Regions from separate parts of the Homo sapiens genome. Here region 1 is linked to region 2. Evidence: chromatin contacts called from ENCODE Hi-C data. All regions are on one chromosome and are shown on one strand. Each heading gives the region's core, a stretch centred on a gene start or an enhancer-like site at or near the end of the contact. The rest is flanking DNA. Distances are from core to core; before and after follow the strand shown.

Region 1 (7,434 bases), core at 2,528-5,027, 2.4 Mb after region 2:
ATCTAAAACATTTTTGGTTTCTTTTTTTTTTCTTTTTTTGAGACAGAGTCTCAGTCTGGCACCCAGGCCGGAGTGCAATGGTGTGATCTCAGCTCACTGCAACCTCTGCCTTCTGGGATCAAGCGATTCTCCTGCCTCAGCCTCCTGAGTAGCTGGGACTACAGGCACACGGCACCACGCCCGGCTAATTTTTGTATTTTTAGTAGAGACGGGGTTTCACCATGTTGGTCAGGCTGGTCTCAAACTCCTGACCTCGTGATCCGACCGCCTCGGCCTCCCAAAGTGCTGGGATTACAGGCGTGAGCCACTGTGCCCGGCCCATAATCTGAAATGTTTTTGATTTGTGACTTAATTGAAAAACTTACAGATTTTTACTATGGCCGGGCGCGGTGGCTCGTGTGCAATCCCAGCACTTTGGGAGGCCAAGGCGGGCGGATCACCTGAGATCAGGAGCTCGAGACCAGCCTGGCCAACATGGTGAAACCCCATCTCTACTAGAAATACAAAAATTAGCTGGGCGTGGTAGTGGGTGCCTGTAATCCCAGATACTCAGGAGGCTGAGGCAGGAGAATCACTTGAACCCGGTGAACCCAGGAGGCGGAGGTTGCAGTGAGCTGAGATCATGCCATTGCACTCCAGCCTGGGCAACAGAGCAAGACTGTCTCCAAAAAAAAAAAGAAATAAAAATTTTACTAATATATAACGTATTTTATTTGGCCTGTTGGAAATGGGTGTTTGGAATTACCAAACACCCATTATTATTATTCTAGTTAGAGACACTTCCTGTAAGAGGATCATTTTCAAATTAAAAACTAACATTTCTCACTCTTCCTAACATTCAAATTGTACTGAACTTAATTTTTTTTTTAAACTTAAATCTTGTATCATCCTTGACACTTCTTTCTTATATGCCCGCCATTAGCATTATCTACACAAGACAGGCAGAATCTCACTCCTCCTGACCTCTGCTGCTACCACTACCACCCCCACCCTGGTCCAGGTCACCACCACCAACTTCTTGCTGTATGGCAGGGGCCTCTTAACTGGTCTCCCGGCTTCGAAGCTGGCCTCCTTAAGTCCATTGTCAACACAGGAGCCCCAAGTCCTAATCTTCTACTCAGAACCCTCCAACGACTTGCCATCTCACTCTAAGGAAAAGCCTCTGACTTTCCAAAGACCTATGGAGCCCCATTCCATCTGAAAGCCATTTCTTTTGACCTCAGTGCTCATTCTATTCCTGTCACAGCGACCTCCTTGCTCTTTCTGGAACATACCAGGCGCTATCTCCCCTTAGGGCACTTGGATTTGCTGATTCCTCTACCTAGATCTCTTTTCCCCCATGCTGCATGGCTTCACCCTTTTCCTTCTTAGGTCTTTGCTCAGAGATCACCTTCTCAGGGAGGCCTTTCCTGACCCATCTCTTTAAAACCACAACCCCCCTTCCTACACCTTCAGTACTTCTTAACCTCTTGATTTCTCTACATAGCACTTACCACCATTTAAGACTAACTTATTTATTACACTCCTCTTTTGCTATTAGAATATAAACTCTGTGAGGGCAGGGATGTCACTTTTGCTCACTGCTATATCCCCAACACTTGCAATGGTTCCTTGTATATAACAAACATTCAAGAAGTATTTTTCTTTTCTTTTTTAGTATAAATTATTATTTTTTAAATAGAGACAGGGTCTTGCTATGTTGCCCAGGCTGGTCTTGAACTCCTGGGCTCAAGTCATCCTCCCACCTTGGCCTCCCAAAGTGCTGGGATTACAGGTGTGAGCCACTGTGCCAGGCCCAAGAAGTCTTTTTGAATGAATAACGTGACATTTCAAAAAAGTTGTATGATCTTAAGATGCTTCAGAGCAATCATTATGAACAATTATCATGATACACTTAAATACTCCCTGGCTAAATTGTTTCAGATAATCCCCTAAAAGCAGCAAGTCTGAGTTTTTTTTTTAGATTCACTGAAAAAAATCAAGAGTGCATACAAAGACTACCACTCAAGGACAAAAAGGTTGTAAAATGAGTCAGTTTTTCCAGTCTTGAACATAAATCACTGGACTGGAAGGTATCTCACAGTGGTCCTTAAATTATTTTCTACCTTCAGGCAGCCTTCACTGATCCACTGCCCTATTTTTTCTTAGCATTCCAGAGAAGGAGCTTTGTTGATCTCCAGTTCAACCTGTTTCGGGGATCGATAACCATAATTAATTCTGGCCAGAGTTTCGTTTGAGCCTCAGAGGTCAAAGCTGCAGTGAGCAATCTCGCCACTACACTCCAGCCTGGGCGACAGAGTGAGACCCCGTCTCAAAAAAAAAAAAAAAAAAAAAAAAAAAAAAGTTAATTATATCCATTAGCCTGGAACCAACATTAAAGGGTAAGTTTTCTCCTGCTTCATTCAATCCCTTGATAGAGGAGATGCCTACATAATTCATAAACTGTTAATGGACTTTTTTTTTTTTTTTTGAGACGTAGTCTCACTCTGTCGCCTAGGCTGGAGTGCAGTGTCGAGATGTCGGCTCATGCAACCTCTGCCTCCTAGGCTGAAGCGATTCTCCTGCCTCAGCCTCCTGAAAAGCTGGGGGTACAGGCGCGCCACCAGGGCCAGATAATTTTTGTATTTTTAGTTAAGACAAGGTTTTACCATGTTGGCACTCAATTCTCATTATTCTGAGGGCAAGCATTTTAAAAAGACTGATCAGAATTAGTGATCATGAAATGAAGAATCTTACAAAGCCTTAGAACAATCAGTTCCACCAAAAACTACACATTATTTAACGCTGTATCATCAGAAAACTGCATCCACAACTTTTAGAAAATAAAGTTAATATTTGGAAGTCACAAGGTTGGTAAGTGGCAGTGTCACCGTCTGGTCCCGATTTCAAGTCGGACAGTCCCTCCCCAACACCGCCTAGGAAGTTATTAAAACGACCGGAAAAGAATTCCATAATCCGTTTCTTAACTTGCAAAGAAACAAAGCTATCTTTCCAATTCAAACAAAACGTTAACACCGCTGGCCAGATATAAAGAAAAACAACGGGCCGGGCACGGTGGCTCACGCCTGTAATCCCAACACTTTGGGAGGCCGAGGTGGCAGGATTACTTGAAGCCAGGAGTTCGAGACCAGCCTGGCCAACATAGACCGCGTTTCCACAAAAATAAAAAAAAAGAATAAAACAAAGAAAAACAACGATAAATAAACTTAACAGCTTTAAAGAAAAGCCACGACCACAGAAGGTTTACAACGAGTCATCTGCGCCAAGCAGCGGCACCTGAGACGCTGCGGGCGGGGAGGGTGGGGTCCGAGCGCCAGCGCTGACCGCCTGGGTGGAGGCCGCCCCGGGCCCCGGGCCTCGACTACCCTGCCGCGTCCGGGCACCGGCGCTCGGCTCCCACCCGGGCGTCTGAGCCTGCGGGCACCTGCGGCCGCCGGCGGACAGCGCGTCAGGTCTCACCGCCGCGGCCCTCGCACTGGCTCGCCGCCTCCAGACCCTGCCCCTCAGCGCCCCCGGCCTCCCTCGGCGCCGACTGCCGTGACGATCTAGGCCCGGGACCCCGCACGGGTCCCGCACCCCTGAACAGGCCCCGCAGCCGAAACGAGCGTCGCTCCCTCCCGCGTCCCCTCGATTTCCCCGCAACCCGCACCTTCTCCTCATGGCGGACGCTCCAAGCAGCCGTGAGTCCAGGTCCAGACCTACTCCACACGGCCCCGAGAGCAACAACCACCCGCAAACACCGGCGATGTCACTCCGCGTAGCCGCTCCGCGAGCCGTTGAGCCCCGCAAAATTTCAAACCGCGCCACGGGGCGAAGCCTCGTCGCGATTGGCGTCGCGTCCCGTCGCTCCAAGAAAATCCCCGCCCCTCGGGCTGAAGTCGCGGGTGCGCAATCGGGGTGGGGACTCGCGAGCAGGGCCTGGGAAGCGCCGGAGTGGCGGCGGGGGATGACGTCACTGTCTGTGAGTGGCCGGGCGTGGCCTGCGCCTCCCGCTTCCCTGGCTTGGCGGCAGCCTCAAGGGACTCCTCTCCCAAGCCAGCTACCTCATCGGAGCGCCGCCCCGCCTCGCCCCGCGCAGTTTGGATTCGAAGTGCGCGGGCGGGGAGGGAGTTGAGAGCACCGCGGCTACCTGGCTTCCCTGAGTCCCGGCTGCCGGGAACGGGCGCGGGGGTGAATAGGTAAGTTAGCGCCTAGTTTCCCTCGCTCATCCAAGAAGCGAAGCTTGGAATCGATCTTTGGTGGGACTCTTCCCCAGATGTAAGAAGCCATACACTAAAGGGGAAGGGAAGGAACATTGAGTCCTGCTCATGGGCCTGGAACGTTTCAACGCCAGTTATCCCATTTAACCTCCACAATCGCCATTGCAGAGGAAACGCAAAAAGATTTGAATGATTTGCCTAAGTCACGTTATCAAATTAGATGAGTTTCTAAATCGTTACATGAAAAATTTAAAACTCAAAATAGACATTACTTTTGTAGCCTCCTTTCCTCGATGAACATGTTACATCCCTAAATGCTTATATATCACCGTTTTTTCCCAGTGATTCATGGTGGCATGGTGGCATGAATCCTGGTGTGTAGATATCTCGCCCATTCTGCTATTGATATTTAGATGATAATTTAAAAGATAAGGCTGGGCTGAATATCTTCATACATAAATCTTTGTGTATGTATGTATTTATAAATGCATCCTGCATTTTCGTACGGCTGATTCCTAGAGGTGTAATTACTGAATGCTCCCTTTATTAATTTGCCTTCTGCACAAAGCCTCACCGGAAAAGTACCCTCCTTTTGTTACCCTCAGCAGGGCTGAATTCTATTGTACTTCTAAACATCTTTGCTCATTTTGTAGGTAAAATAATAATACTGGCATTTCCTTGTTTGGCACTTGATTATAATTGAAATTGCACATTTTTCGTGTTTATTGGCCAACTGTAACTTAAGTGAATCCTCTTCATATGCCTTTTCCCTAAAGGTAAAGGATGCTTGTTTGCTTCACCTTCAGAACCATATTTTTCTTATTTTCAGAAAAACTTCATTAGTGCTTTCAATGTTCTTTTTACTTTTTTTAATTGAGACGGAGTCTCGCTCTGTCACCCAGGCTGTAGTGCAGTGGCCCAATCTCAGCTCACTGCAACCTCCGCTACCTGGGTTCAAGCAATTCTTGTGCCTCAGCTTCCCGAGTAGCTGGGACTACAGGCACGCACCACCATGCCTGGATACTTTTTTTTTTTGTATTTTTAATAGAGACGGGGTTTTGCCATGTTGGCCAGGCTGGTCTTGAACTCCTGACCTCAGGTGATCCGCCTGCCTCGGCCTCCCAAAGTGTTGGGATTACAGGCGTGAGCCAACGCGCCCGGCTTCCATGTTCTTTTTAACTTGTCAGCAGCATGCCAAACATTCACAGCACCAACACAGTGGGCGACAGGCACCACTTTTTCAATTTCCTTGCACTCTGTGATTAACATTGACACCACTAATAGAGTAGATGGTAGCACTACTTTTAAAATTTACTTGCATTCTTTGTTGATTAAATTAACAGGAGAGCTTTTCAGAAAGCTTCACAAATTTGTGATCTTCATACTTGTTCTTAGCACCAGCATTATGAAGTATCCAAAGAAAAGGCAATTTTTTCTCTCTTGTCCTTTACACTGAGGTGCTGAGGCTAACAAAGTCATAGAACTGATGCAAAGATATCCATTCAGAGCATAAACGCAGCATGTAAAACACTGTGTAATACGCGTTTATAATATATGACCTTAGCCTGGGCACTGTGGCAAAACCCTGTCTCTATAAAAAATACAAAAATTAGCCAGGTGTGGTGGTATGAGCCTGTAGTTCCAGCTACTTGGGAGGCTGAGGTGGGAGGATCACTTGAGCCCAGGAGGTCAAGGCTGCAGTGAGGCATGGTCACGCCACTGCACTCCAGCCTAGACGACAAAGCAAGACCCTTTCTCAAAAAAAAAAAAAAAAAAAAAAAAAAATCCTATTACAGGGTCATATATTTCTACTGGATGGAAGTGCAATGTTTTGCCACTGTTTAATCTTTTTCTGATGCCACCTATTCTTTCTGTGAATTAACAGCCCTGTTGGCAGTGTCTTTGGTCTTGCACACTAGCTTGACATAACACTCAAAATTCTAGCTAGATGCTTGAGGAATGCCTTTTCCTTGGAATATATTCTTATACAGAATTATCATTATTCTTATTTATTTATTTATTTTTTGAGACAGAGTCTTGCTCTGTTGCCCAGGCTGGAGTCCAGTGGCATGATCTCGGTTCACTGCAGCCTCTGCCTCCTGGGTTCAAGCGATTCTCCCACCTCAGCCTCATGAGTAGCTGGGACTACAGGTGCGCGCCTCCACAGCTGGCTAATTTTTATATTTTAGTAGAGACAGAGTTTCACCATGCTGGCCAAGCTGGTCTCAAACTCCTGACCTCAAGTGATTTGCCTGCCTCGGCCTCCCAAAGTGCTAGGATTACAGGTGTGAGCCACCGTGCGGGGCCCAGAATGATCATTATTCTATAGGAAGAATACTTTTGATGATCCAGTAACTCAGGTTTTGATTTTCTTTCTTCCTTTTAGTAAGTGGCAGCACTGTGGAATGGGGAACAGATGGAAGAATGAGCAGCTGGGAGGCACACTCTTGCAAAAACCCAGGCAAGAGACAATAAAGACCTCTGTCGTAGGGATGGTGAGGAGAAGATGAACTAGAGACATTTAGAAATAAGAACCAATAGCACAAGGGAACCAGCTGAAGGTGGGGCATAGAAAGAAAAAATCTGAGGTCAAGAATACAATTTTTTGCTCATTTGAACAAAGTTTGGGAATACAGGAAGAAGAGCAGATTAAAGGATTCAAGTAGGGACAGGAGCTTCCACTCATGAGTTTATTTTGTACATGCTGAGTTTGAAGTGCCTGTGGAATGACCAGGTAGGAAATACTTGTGTGGCGCTAAGGAGTGAGATGAAGGCTTGAGATCTGGAAGTGGATGACAACAAAGGACAGAGAGAGGGGAGATGTCAGCAAATGGGATGAGCAGAGAGGAGTAATCAAAGAACAACCTAAGAGACTGTGGGAGGACAAAGAAAGGGTATTATGGAAGCTGAATAAGACAATTTCAAGGAAAGCATAGTCATCAGTGAGATCAAGTTGGAAGAGGCCTGAAAAGAGGCCACTAATATAGGTGGTTGTAATTCCTTCTTTTTTTTTTTTTTTTTGAGACAAGGTCACAGCTTACTGCAGCCTCGACCTCCTGGGCTCAAAGGATCCTCCCACCTCAGCCTCCCCAGTAGCTAGGAATACAGGTGTGTGCCACCACCCTCGGCTAATTTTTTTATTTTTTGTAGAGACGGGGTCTTCCCATGTTATCCAGGCTGGTCTCAAACTCCGGGGTTCAAGCGTTCCTCTTGCCTCGGCCTCCAAAAGTGCAGT
Region 2 (6,795 bases), core at 3,948-6,447:
AAGTGCAGTGGCGCCATCTCGGCTCACTGCAACCTCTGCCTCCCGGGTTCAAATGATTCTCCTTCCTCAGCCTTCTGAGTAGCTAGGATTACAGGCAAGTGTCACCATGCCCGTCTAATTTTTGTATTTTTAGTAGAGATGGAGTTTCACCGTGTTGGTCAGGGTGGTCTTCAACTTCTGAACTTGTGATCCACCAGCCTCTGCTTCCCAAAGTGTTGGGATTACAGGCGTGAGCCACCGCACCTGGCCTAGGAGGGAATATTTTTATTCAATCCAGGGGCAGCCTCTGGGTAGAAGGGAAGGGCTGACTTGGTTCAGCAAGGTCAAGAGCCTTGCCAAAAGTCACACAGCTAGCAGAAGTTGGAGGGTGAGTTTAGTGGTTTCCCTAAGAAAGAAGGGGTATGGGTATTACCATCCACAGTCAAGATGACAGTGTGAGACCACCCTTACTGAATACCTGGGACATCAAGTTTTTTTACTTAGCAATTTTTTTATGATAAATGTAAGTATAGATGGTCCCTGACCTACAATGGCTCAATTTAACATTTTTCAACTTTACAATAGTGCAAAAGCAATACACATTTAGTAGAAACCTTACTTCAAGTGTCCATACATTCTGTTTTTTATTTTCAGTACAGTCGTGAATAAATTATGTGACATGTTCAGTACTTTATTATAACATTTGTGTTAGATGATTTTGCCCAACTGTAGGCCAATGTAAATGTTGTAAGTACATCTAAGGTATGTCAGGCTAAGCTATAGACGTTTGGTAGGTTAGATGTATTAAGTGCATTTTCAACTTGTGAATTATAGTGGGTTTATCCGGACATGGCCTCATTGTTAAGTCACAGAGCATCTGTTAATATGGACATCTTAAAAAGACGTCATTAAATGAACGCAATGGAGTCTAAATATCATAATGATTTGATACAAATATTATTCATTTTCATTTATTTATTTTTTGTAGAGGTGGGGTCTCACTATGTTGCCCAGGCTGGAGGGTAACACAATCATAGTGCACTGTGGTCTCAAACTCCTGCCCTTCTCAAGTGATCCTCCCACCTCAGCCTCCAAAGTAGCTGGGACTACAGGCATGTGCCACCTTGCCTAGCTTCTTTATTTATTTATTGAGACAGAGTCTTGCACTGTTGCCCAGGCTGGAGGGCAGTGGTGCAATCTTGGCTCGCTGCAACCTCTATCTCCGGGGTGCAGGAGATTCTCATGCCTCAGCCTCCTGAGTAGCTGGGATTATAGGTGCCCACGACCATACCTAGGTAATTTTTGTGTTTTAGTAGAGACAGGATTTCACCATGTTGGCCAGGCTGGTCTCAAACTTGAGACCTCAGGTGATTCACCCGCCTTGGCCTCCCAAAGTGTTGGAATTACAGGCGTGAGCCACAGCGCCCGGCCTTCATTTTTAAAGTACATGAAAAAACTATTTATGACAATGTTGAGTTTTACCTAAGCACTGTGCTCCTAGAGAACAGCAATGATTAACCCCTTACCCCCTAACCCCACCTCAACCCCGTCTCTCGGGTTCTGGAAATGGCTCACTGCAATGACTGAGATAAAACTCATGGATTCCCCTCTATGGCGATTCCCCACTATACCCTGTTACTAGACCGGATACAGATAGCCCCAATTCCCATTTGCCTCATAAGTGACTAGCTGAAATGCTTGGCCCATTGATCAGCTGGAAAAAAATGCTCATTAATGAAACTTTGGTTAAGCTTTTGTCCTTCCCCAAGGCCTCTGAATTTTGGCCCACCCTCAGCCTAAACCAGCATGAAATCCCTCTGTAACAGCCCCCTTGAGAACAGGCTGGCCTCAGGATAAAGCAATCTCTGATCTACTGCCCCACCCTGTCACTCTCGTTCATCCCACTTACCTACACCAGGTTCTTTCTAGACTGGTTTACTCCTTCCTATAAAAGAAAATCCCTTTTTGCCTACCCCTTGAGAGTTTGTAGATTTATGGCCTGAGTGTTCTCCCTGTTTACAGAGTCTTACCACCCTCACCCCACCCCAAAATCATCCTTTTAAATAAAATCTCTCTTTATCAAATCTGGGTCTGTTTTTTTATTTGACATAATATGCAACATTCTTTTTTTCTTCTTCAGCTTCTGCTACGGAGTTTTATCCAAGCATAATATATTTTCATGCTTGGTAATATTTTATGAAGCACCCTATTGTACATTTCTGTCACACAATTATGCAGATAAATTTGAACTTGTTAACTCTAAAAAATTTTCTGTGACCATGAGGTTCTAAGGGTTAATTTTTTTTCCTTCTAGATTGAAATGTTGTTGTAATTATTAGTAGTACATATGATTAAAATACATGCATAGCATTTCATTATATGAGAGAATCTTTAAACATACAAGTTAATTAATCTTCATTAAAATGTCATGGAAAATATATCTTTGAAGGAGATGGATTGAGCCAGTTATTTTTCCATAAATTTGTGAGTCCAGAGATGAGTATCACTTTTTGTAAGAATGAGACAGAGGTGAGTCTGTTGTTTTGATTTTATAGTTGTAAGCCTGATAAACATTGTTTACATTAAAACCATAGAGAAATGGGAAGGGTTTTAGTCTGGCAATTCTCCCACTTCTTTTAAATTCCTGATAATTATCTATACTCATGTATTTATTTATTTATTCATTTATTTGTTTACTGGAGACAGGGTCTGTCTGGCTCTGTCACCCAGGCTGGAGTGCAGTGGCTCAATCATAGCTCACTGTAACCTCTAACTCCTGGACTCAAGGGATCCTCCCACTTCAGCCTCCCCAGTAGTTGGGACTGTAGGCACACACCTCCACATTTATTTATTTTTGTGAAGACAGGATCTTGCTATGTTGCCCATGCTGGTCTCAAACTCCTGGCCTCAAGCAGTCCTCCAGCCTTGGTCTCAAGAAAATGTTTTTAATGACCTAACAACATGATTAGATCCTCCTTGGATCTTGGTGAAAGCAAAGAATGAGAAACCACCTGACTTGTAGAAGGATTTCTTGCCCCGTCCTCAACAATAATTAATACATTATTTAGAATTGCCCTATTGTTTCTCCTGGAGACTTTTATTTCCCAAGGTAATGCAGCAGAGCAAGATTTAGAACAGGTGCAGTGTGAATTGCCTTTGAAAAGTGGGAGACAGCTGGTTACACATGAGGAGAGGGAAGCTGAACCCCAAAGACCCCAGGCATATTCTGAGGCCCAGCACCATGGAAGCAGAGGATCTGGATATTGACTCTCTTAAAACTCTCCTTGGTTGGGTGTGGTGGCTCACGCCTGTAATCCCAGCACTTTGAGAGGCCAAGGTGGGTGGATCACGAGGTCGGGAGTTCGAGACCAGCCTGACCAACATGGTGAAACCCCATCTCTACTAAAAATACAAAAATTAGCTGGGCATGGTGGCACGTGCCTGTAATCCCAGCTGTTCCTGAGGCTGAGGCAGGAAAATTACTTGAACCCGGGAGGCACATGTTGCAGTGAGCCGAGATTGTGCCACTGCATTCCAGCCTGGGTGACAGAGTGAGACTCCATCTCAAAAACAAAAACAAACAAAACAAAAAAAACTCTCCTTGCCCCAGATTTACCTCCCACAGTCCCCATGCCTGAAGACCGCTGTCCTATAACCCCTTCCCCTCTGCTCTCTGATCAACGCTGCCTCCTAAGTAGCATTTGAATCTGTCATTTCAAATGCTACTTAGGTGGGGAGCTCTTTATCCTCCACACCACTCTGGACATCATGATCTTCCAAATTTCCACAAACACTCCCCCACTCCTTTCTCCAGTCCTCATCCATTCCTCTCTATGCTGCAGCCAGAACAAGTTTTTTCAAATGCAGATTCACTGGTAAACTATCTATGGCTTAAATCCCTCTGCCTCCCCAAAGCCTTCAGGGGCCTGGGTAAAAGGATTGATCTCTCTTGTGACCTCATCCCTTGTCCTGCTTCCCTCAAATTTGTACTCCCATCAGAAAGAGCTCCTAGCTTATTTCTCATCACAGGTACGTTTCCAAATCACTTCTGCTTGCAAAATGTGAACTAAGAGAAGTCAGACTGCTTAGGTAAGGATCTTTGGATTCTAGGTGTTTCTCCTTAATTTAAGTGTCAATTTCCTTAACTGTAAAACTGAAATAATAGTAAGGTCATTGTACAAATTAACTGAGTATTTTGCCTGGCACATCATTCGTGCTCACATAATACGTGTGAACTGTTTATTATTGTTCTTGTTATTACTCATGTTACACTGAATTTTCTTTCTTTCTTTCTTTCTTTTTTTTTGAGACGGAGTTTTGCTCTTGGTGCCCAGGCTGGATGGAGTGCAATGGCGCGATCTCGGCTCACTGCAACCTCCGCCTTCTGGGCTCAAGCGATTCTCCTGCCTCAGCCTCCCGAGTAGCTGGGATTACAGGCTCCCGTCAACGCCCGGCTAATTTTTGTATTTTTGGAGAGATGGGGTTTCATGTTGGTCAGGCTGGTCTCAAACTCCTGACTTCAGGTGATCACCTGCCTCGGCCTCCCAAAGTGCTGGGATTACAGTCGTGAGCCACCGCGCCCCGGCCTCATGTTGCACTGAATTTTCTGTTAACCTTGCTGTTTCCCTGCTGTTAGATAAACAACTCAGGATGCTTATGTGTTTATTGTGTGCATCCCACTGCCAAGCCCACGTAGGAACTTAATACTTAGGAGTCAAGTGTTGCAAAAGAATAAATGAAAAAGCAGCGCTGACGGAGGAAACCTGACTTTCAAAGTCTCTCTTTAGTGCCTACTGTGTATATTATTTCCTTGAATCCCAGAACACCCGAGGAGGTAAGGGCCGATGTTCCCAATCTGCAGATGTGGGTGTACTCAGTAAGTCATTCGGCCTTTGGTGGTACCAGGCTTACAGGAGCCCACATCCCGACCCAGGTAGAGGAGTGGATTGGAGCCGGGGAACACTGATGGGACCGGGCAGGGACGACAGGAGGTCAGTCTCCCTTCCCTTCTCTTTAAAATTTCCCGCCAGTATGGCCGGCTCGCAGCACGAGTTACGCCCTCTTCAGGAGTCCCTCCCCTTCTGCTCTCGCCCGCCTCCCCGCTGCCAGGCAGGCTCGACCAATCAGAAGAGGTCTTGGGCGGGCGCTGCCGTCCAGCGAGCCAATAGGCGGGCAGTCGGAGCCGGGCTTGCCCGGGCATGTGGGAGCTGCCGGCTTTCCGGACGCCACGTGCAGACCGGAAGAGACACGCGGGGCTTCAGGTGAGATCCAGGACCCTGCACCGGGGCGGCGGGGTCGGGCGGGCTGAGGCCGCGTGTCCCGGGTCGCAGGTCCCCGCGCGTTGTTTCCGCCCCGGCCTGCGGCGGGGACGCCTGAACTGGGCTGACCCTGCCCTACCGGCCCGCAGAAAAGCAGGCCGGGCGCCGCCTGTCTCCAGCCCTCGCTCTGCTCGGGGGTCCAGGGCCAGAGGGGGCGGCGCTGGTCGTTGGGACTCGGCCCAGCTGCCGCGGCCAGCAAGTGACCAACGCCCGAGTCCTTCCCGGTGAGATCAGGCCTCCCACGCGTCACGCCTGGGAGAACGCCAGCCGGCGGGGAGGTCGTGCCAGGATAGCAGACTTTAGTTGTTGTCGTTGTTCCGTGGACTTTTTAGCAGCACAGGGGACCTTATCGAGCCAGGTTTTTTCAGGTTTGGGCGATTATCAGAATTGTGGCTTGAGGGTAGGGGTCGTCCGCGCTCTTTTTAAAAATCTAGATTCTCAGGCCCCTTTCCCCAAAATAGCAATTAGGACGGTGTGGGAGTGGGCCTGAAAATCAGCCTTTCATCAGATGTCATATGGTAATTAACTACATTTGGGAAGCCCTTATCTAATTCACAGCCCTCGGTTGATGGTGAAGAGACGTGACTTGCCCCAGATCATCTAGCTACTTAGTGCCAGAGGAGGGTCTAGAACTGCCCTCTGCCCTCTTGATCAGCCAGCAGGTTGGTGGCTCTCATGCCACCGAGGATTCTGACTTCTTGGTTCCTTTGGGGCCTTTGCTCCATTGACTCTGCAGCTGGGACCCTTTCTTTAGGCCAGACCCCCTCCCTGCCTGAAGGCCGGGTGTCTGACCCCCAGAGCGCTGGGTCCAGGCTAGAGAAAGGCTTGTGTTTGTCCTTGTTGAAAGGGTTGTTTTATCTGAGCGGAACTTCTCTCCAGCTTCACTGAGCTACATTTGGGTCCCCAAAGAGGTGTGTCCTTGATGACTGTTGGTTTTGACGTGTCAGCATGTAGCAGGAGGAGCCGCGGACAAAACCCCACAGAGGTAGTGAAGGAATTGGCTTTTAATCAGCTGGAAGCATCGGCAGACTAGCATCTCAAAATCCGAGCTTGTTGAGTGCACAGTTTCTGTCCCTTTTAAGGACTCACAACACTAAAGATTTTACAAGAAAGGGCCATGATTGATTGAGCAATCTAGGGGGTATGTGACAGGGACTGCATGCACCGGTAGTCAGAGTGAAACAGAACAGAACAGAACAAGAGATTTCACAGTGTCCTTCTATACAATGTCTGAAATCTATGGATAACATCGGTTGCTAGGTCATGGGTTTAATTTTAACTATCAGGCTAAGGTCAGGCAGGCCCAGGCCTGGTTTTGGGTCTGGTTTTGGGTCTGGTGCGTGGCGCCGGGCTGCCTGCCTTTGGTTTTGCTTCCTTGTTTCTTCTTAAAACAGGTACTGAGTATAAAATAATACAGAACAATATGAGGGGGAGGTCTCTTTCTCTCTTCTCTTAAGCAAGGTCAGGGTGTTTGGAAAAGGACTACTTTCCTCTCTTG

The links. A loop is a pair of places that touch in the nucleus more often than their neighbours do. Pooled maps may share reads with other maps.
Region 1: a loop to region 2 is called in a pooled map, with 15 times the contacts of the local background. The contact joins the promoter of PRC1 here to the promoter of AEN in region 2. A Hi-C loop is called at or near these places in 3 of 37 single-sample maps with no recorded cell type and 6 of 50 pooled maps.

Annotation. Positions count from the first base shown.
Region 1 is chr15:90,990,758-90,998,191 of GRCh38, forward strand. It overlaps PRC1 (protein regulator of cytokinesis 1), which reads right to left and starts at 3,778. Exons shown (of 15, transcript NM_003981.4): 1 at 3,650-3,778. The coding sequence starts at 3,660. LOC124903556 (a long non-coding RNA gene) reads left to right here and starts at 4,022. Exons shown (of 2, transcript XR_007064759.1): 1 at 4,022-4,178; 2 at 6,586-6,868. RefSeq lists enhancers at 3,084-3,951, 3,952-4,818 and a silencer at 3,315-3,534.
Region 2 is chr15:88,616,143-88,622,937 of GRCh38, forward strand. AEN (apoptosis enhancing nuclease) reads left to right here and starts at 5,198. Exons shown (of 4, transcript NM_022767.4): 1 at 5,198-5,240. RefSeq lists enhancers at 4,406-5,079, 5,080-5,753, 5,083-5,242, 6,729-6,795 and a silencer at 5,263-5,452.